Linked DNA regions of Homo sapiens: region 2 is linked to region 1. A link is an interaction called in ENCODE POLR2A ChIA-PET data of the cell type or tissue named here. Cell type or tissue: OCI-LY7. All regions are shown on one strand. Links, peaks and the distances in the headings refer to the core of each region. The heading gives the core; the rest is flanking DNA.

What was found. Peaks named below come from ENCODE experiments on the same cell type or tissue, not always from the same donor. Only the 100,000 strongest peaks of a DNase experiment are listed, where the experiment ranks them.
Region 2: POLR2A ChIA-PET joins it to region 1 with 8 read pairs; 2 of 35 experiments call an interaction of 5 or more read pairs at or near these places.

Annotation. Positions count from the first base shown.
Region 1 is chr10:26,547,523-26,550,439 of GRCh38, forward strand. All of the region lies in intron 11 of APBB1IP (amyloid beta precursor protein binding family B member 1 interacting protein), which reads left to right. Among named protein-coding and RNA genes, the nearest start is that of LINC03028, 30 kb to the right of the region's middle. In OCI-LY7, for the core only: no CTCF peak of the experiment used is centred there; no DNase peak of the experiment used is centred there.
Region 2 is chr10:26,414,179-26,417,095 of GRCh38, forward strand. No RefSeq gene overlaps it. Among named protein-coding and RNA genes, the nearest start is that of APBB1IP, 23 kb to the right of the region's middle. In OCI-LY7, for the core only: no CTCF peak of the experiment used is centred there; a DNase peak (open chromatin) is centred at 1,293.

The sequences.
Region 1 (2,917 bases), core at 314-2,813:
CCTCCGCCTCTCGGGTTCAAGCAATTCTCCTGCCTCAGCCTCCCGAGTAGCTGGGATTACAGGAACGCGCCACCACTCCCAGCTAATTTTTTTGTATTTTTTAGTAGTGATGGGGTTTCACCATGTTAGCCAGGCTGGTCTCGAACCCCTGACTTCAGGTGATTCGCCTACCTCGGCCTCTCAAAGTGCTGGGATTACAGGCATGAGCCACTGCGCCCGGCCAGTTTTGGGTCATATATTAACTAATCTATTTTGGGTCGATTTTTGTTTATGGTGAGAAATAGGGGTCAAGTTACACGCTTTGCATGTAGATATCCAGTTAACCCAACACTGTTTATTGAAGACACTATCTTTCCCTCAATGTGACTTTTTTGGTTTGTTTTTCTTCTTCTTTTTCTTTTGTGGGGGACACCTTTGTTGAAAATCAGTTGGCTCTAAATGCATTGATTTATTTCTGGACTCTCTATCTTGTTCCATTGGTCTATGTGTCTGTTTTTATGCCAATACCACACTGCTATAGATTTGTAGTATATTTTGAAATCAGTTTGTGACTCCTCCAGCTTTGTTCTTTTTGCTCAAGGTTGCTTTGGCTATTTGGAGTCTGTGTTTCCACATAAATTTGAGGATTGCTTTTTTCTATTTCTGTGTGAAGTATGACATTAAAATTTTTTTTTATTATTATACTTCAAGTTTTAGGGTACATGTGCACAACGTGCAGGTTAGTTACATATGTATACATGTGCCATGTTGGTGTGCTGCACCCATTAACTCGTCATTTAACATTAGGTATGTCTCCTAATGCTATCCCTCCCCCCTCCCCCGACCCCACAACAGGCCCCGGTGTGTGATGTTCCCCTTCCTGTGTCCATGTGTTCTCATTGTTCAAGGGATTGCTTTGAATCTGTAAATTACTTTTGGTAGCATGGACATTATAACAATATTAATTCTTCCAATTTATGAACACGGGATATCTTTCCATTTATATCCTCTTCACCTTCTTTTATCACTGTTTTATAGTTTTCGTCATAGAGCTCTTTCTCCTCCTTGGTTAAATTTATTTCTAGGTATTTTATTTTTGTGTAGGTATTGTAATGGGATTGCTTTCTTGATTTTCAGATAGTTGGCTACTGTTGAATAGAAATGCTACTAATTTTTGTATGCCGATTTTCTATCGTGAAACTTTACTGCATTTGTTTATTAGTTCTAACAGTTTTTTTGGTGGAGTCTTTGAGATTTTCTACATATGAGATCATGTTGTCTGCAAACAGAGACCATTTGACTTCCTCCTTTCCAATTTGGATGCCTTTTCTTTCTTTCTCTTGCCTAGTTGGTCTCGCTAAGAGTTCCAGTACTATGCAGAATAGTAGCAGTGAAAGTGGGCATCCTTATCTTGTTTGAGATCTTAGGGAAAAAGCTTCTAATTTTTTCCCATTCAGGGTGATGTTGGCTGTGGGTTTAACATATATAAACTTTATTACGTTGAAGTATGTTTCTTCTATACCTAATTTGTTGAGATGCTGAATTTTTGTCAAATGCTTTTTCTGCATCTGTTGAAATAAGCATTTGGTTTTTAATCTTTATTCTGTTAATGTGATGTGTCACATTTATTGATTTGTATATGCTAAACTATCCTTGTATTGCTGGGATGAATCCCACTTGATCATGATGAATGGTCTTTTAAATATGCTATTTAATTTGGATTGCTAGTATTTTTTTGAGGACTTTTGTATCTATGTTCATCAGGGATGTTGGCCTGAAGGTTTTCTTTTTTGTTGTGTCCATGTTTGGTTTTGGAATTGGGATAATGTAGGCCTCATAGAATGAGTTTGGAAGAGTTTCCTCCTTTTCAATTTTCTGAAATAGTTTGTGAAGAATTAGTCTTTATATGTTTCTAGAACTCAGCAGTGAAGCCATCAGGTCCTGGGCTTTTCTTTGATAAGAGACTTTTTATTACAGCTTCAATTTCATTACTCATTGTTGGTCTTTTTAGGTTTTCTGTTTCTTCCTGTTTCAATCATGGTAGGTTATATGCATCTAGGATTTTAGTCATGTTTTCCTAGGTTTTCCATTTTGCTAGTGTGTAATTATTTATAGTAGTTTTTATGATCTTTTGTATTTCTGTAGTATCAGTTGTAATGTCTTTCTTTTCATCTTTCATTTTATTTCTTTCAGTCATCTTTCTTTTTTTCTTAGACTAGCTAAAGGTTTCTCAATTTTATTTTTTCAAAAAACTTACTCTTTGTTTTATTAATATTTGTGTTTTAGCCTCTTTTAGCCTTAATATTTCTTTTTCAAATGAATGAAATTAATCTCTATTTCATTTATTTGTGCTCTGATCTTTATTATTTCTTTTCTCCTACTAATTTGGGGTTTAGTTTGTTCTTATTTTTTCTAGTTCCTTGAGATGCATCATTAGATTGTTTATTTGAGAGCTTTCTTTGGCTGAAAAAGTCTTTATCTCCTTCATTTCTGAAGAATAGCTTTTCTGGGTACAGTATTCTTGGTTTTTTTTTTAATCTTTTTTTTAATCTTTCATCACTCTGAATATATTGTCCCACTCTTTCTTGGCCTGCAAGGTTTCTGCTAAGTCTGCTGCCAGGCATATTAGAATTCCCTTATGTGTTATTTGCTTTTTTTTTCTTGCTGCTTTCAGGTGCATCGCTTTGTCTTTGACCTTTGAGAATTTGATTATGATATATATTGGAGTATTCTTATTTAGGTTGAATCTGATTGGTGACCTTTGACCTTCCTGTGCCTGGATATTTGTATCTTTCTTCTGATTTGGAAGCTTTTCTATTATTATTTATTTGAATAAGCTTTCTATCCCTTTTCATTCTTTACTCTCTCTTTAAAGTTAGTTACATGTAGATTTGCTCTTTTGATGATGTCCCATGGGTCATGTAATTTTTTCTTTATT
Region 2 (2,917 bases), core at 158-2,657, 130 kb before region 1:
TTATGGTTAACATTGAAAATATCTACTACCACATATTTTTCTGTGCTTGAAATTCATTTTTTCATATGGAGTTTTCCACTTTGACCAGATTCCTTCTTTAATCTTGGCAAAGATGGGAGGGAATGAAGAAGGAGAGGGTGGGAGGAAGGAGAGAAGGTAGGGAGAGAGGAGAGGAAGGCAGAGAAATAGACTAAAGGTTAGAGGGTAGAAGGGAATTCTAGACTAACGTAAACAAGAGAAAAGTTTCTCATTTAAAGTGTATGTCTGGGCCAGGTGTGGTGGCTCACACCAGTAATTCCAGCACTTTGAGAAGACGAGGTAGGTGGATCACCTGAGGTCAGGAGTTAGAGGCCAGCCTGACTAACATGGTAAAACCCCATCTCTACTGAAAATACAAAATTAGCTGGGCATGGTGGCAGGCGCCTGTAATCCCAGCTACCTGGGAGACTGAGGCAGGAGAATCACTTGAACCTGGGAGATGGAGGTTGCAGTGAGCCAAGATCGCACCATTGCACTCCAGCCTGGGCAACACAGCGAGACTCCATCTCTAAATAAATAAATAAAGTGTATTTCTGGCTGGGCACAATGGCTGACGCCTGTAATCCCAGGACTTTCGGAAGCTGAAACAGGAGGATTTCTTGAGCGCAGGAGTTCAAAATCAGCCTGGGCAACATAGCAAGACCCCATCTCTATAACATAAATAAATAAAATGTGTTTCTACCTGGTGTGGTGGCTCATGTCTATAATCTCAGTGCTCTGGGAGGCTGACGTGGGAGGATCATTTTAGGCCAAGAGTTTGAGACCAGCCTGGGCAACATAGTGAGATCCCAGCTCAACAAAACATTAGAATAATTAGTTGGGCATGGTAACATATACCTGTAGTCCCAGCTACTAAAGAGGCTGAGGTGGGAGGATCGTTTGAGTCTGGGAGTTCAAGGTTACAATGAGCTATAATCGGGCCACTACACTCCAGCCTGGGCGACAGAGCAGGACTGTCTCAAAATAACAATAATAATAATAAAATGAAATGTATTTATTTGCTATGTTCATTGGAAGAATATTGCATAGTGTCTGAAGATTGCTGCATGAGCAGAAATAGAGTGCAGAGTCTTTGAGGTCCCCAGAATGGGACAATGACATGCTCATCGAGGTCTTCTCTAAGCATGTTGGCCTCACTGCCTGGTCCTGGGCACAATTCACAAGTGAAGGCACCACTAGAGTGTGAAGGTCACATTGGCCTGAAGTTACTCACATCTGTTCCTGTTTACAGCTGTCAAAGCCATCTTGAATATGTTGCCATCTGCACACCAACCTTGTGATGAGGGCAGGAAGGCATTATGATTGGTGTCATTTTACAGTCCAGGTGCTGGTAAGACCATAAAGTGATCTTCTGACCTCTTTCTTCTCATGTTTCACAGTCTGATCTGGGTGTTTAAACTGACTACTTCACACTACCTCTCTTAGAAAAGGAAGAACCAATTTAGAACAATGTGCTTGGAGAAATGAAGACTCCCTACGTTCCCTCCGCTCTCTACCTCCCACACACCCACTAACCCCTACTACAGCTATGCCCCGGTGTCTTCAGGGAGCTCACCCAACAGGAGCAAGAGGACTTCTTTAAGCTGAGACTGCAAAGGTCAGAGACACCACTCAGCAAAGAGCCAGGAGGTGTGCATTCTAAGCAGCAAAGCGGTTCTCAATATTCAGGAAAAGACCAGATGTGGGGGCTCATGCCTGTAATCGAAGCACTCTGGGAGGCCAAGGCGGGAGGATCCCTTGAGGTCAGGAGTTTGAGGCTGCAGTGAGCTACAATGGCACCCCTGCACTCCAGCGTGGGTAACAGAGCAAGACTTGTCATTACATAAATAAATACTCAGGAAGAGAGAAGAAAATGCCAGTATGGCTTGAATTTGGTTTGCTATGGGGAGAGAGAGCAACGAGATGAGGTTGGAGAGGTGGGGTTGGCGTCAGATCTTGTAAGTCTGGCAAGGAGTCCAAGTTTTATTCCAAGTACAAGAGCAAGTTTAAATTTAATGTAAGCAAGGAATGACAAATCTGACTTGTTTAGGGAGGCAGGACATACAGTGGTTAATAGTCCAAGCTCCAGAATCAGACGACCTAGATTTAAATATCATTTCTACCATTTATTACATGGGTGGGTGTAGGCATATTATTTAAAATCCACATGTCATGTTTCTCATTTATAAAAGAAAGATAGCAGCAATAATAGCCCAGCATAGGACTGTTTTAAAATGATTTATTTGCCAAGCGTGGTGACTTAATCCTCTCATCGCAGCACTTTGGGAGGCTGAGGTGGGAAGATGGCTTGAGCCCAGGAGTTTGAGATCTGCCTGGGCAACATAGGGGACCTTGTCTCTACAAAAGCATTGGTAAATGTTACTTGTCTATATTTTTAAAAACTAATGCATCCTACTGTGTGGAAAATGGATTGAGAGTGAGAGGGTAAGGAAAAAGACCAGCTGAGAAGTTATTGAAGTGGCCCGAGGAATAGTTCATGGGGCTTGGTCTAAGTAAGTGAGGATAGAGACAAAGAAAAGGATATATAATAAAGACATGCTAATTCATTAGATGAGGAAGAATAAATAACCAATGATGGTTCATGGGTTTTGGACTGAAGAGATGCCTTTTACTGAGATGAGAAAAACTAGGGGTAGAATTGGCTTAAGAAAAAAATCAAAAGTTCAGTTTTATCCATGTCATACCTCTTAAATACTCAAGTGGAAAGGTCAAGAAGGCAATTAGATAAAACCAAGTAAATGTAACTGTAGCTGGCTAGACTTCTTGTAGCAGAGAACAGGACTAGGCTCACCATGTGAAACTGGGTGAAGATAGAAAGTGTCAGGAAAAATTACAAAAGACTTCGAAATGGATAAAAAAGATTAGTGGGTGTCCTGTC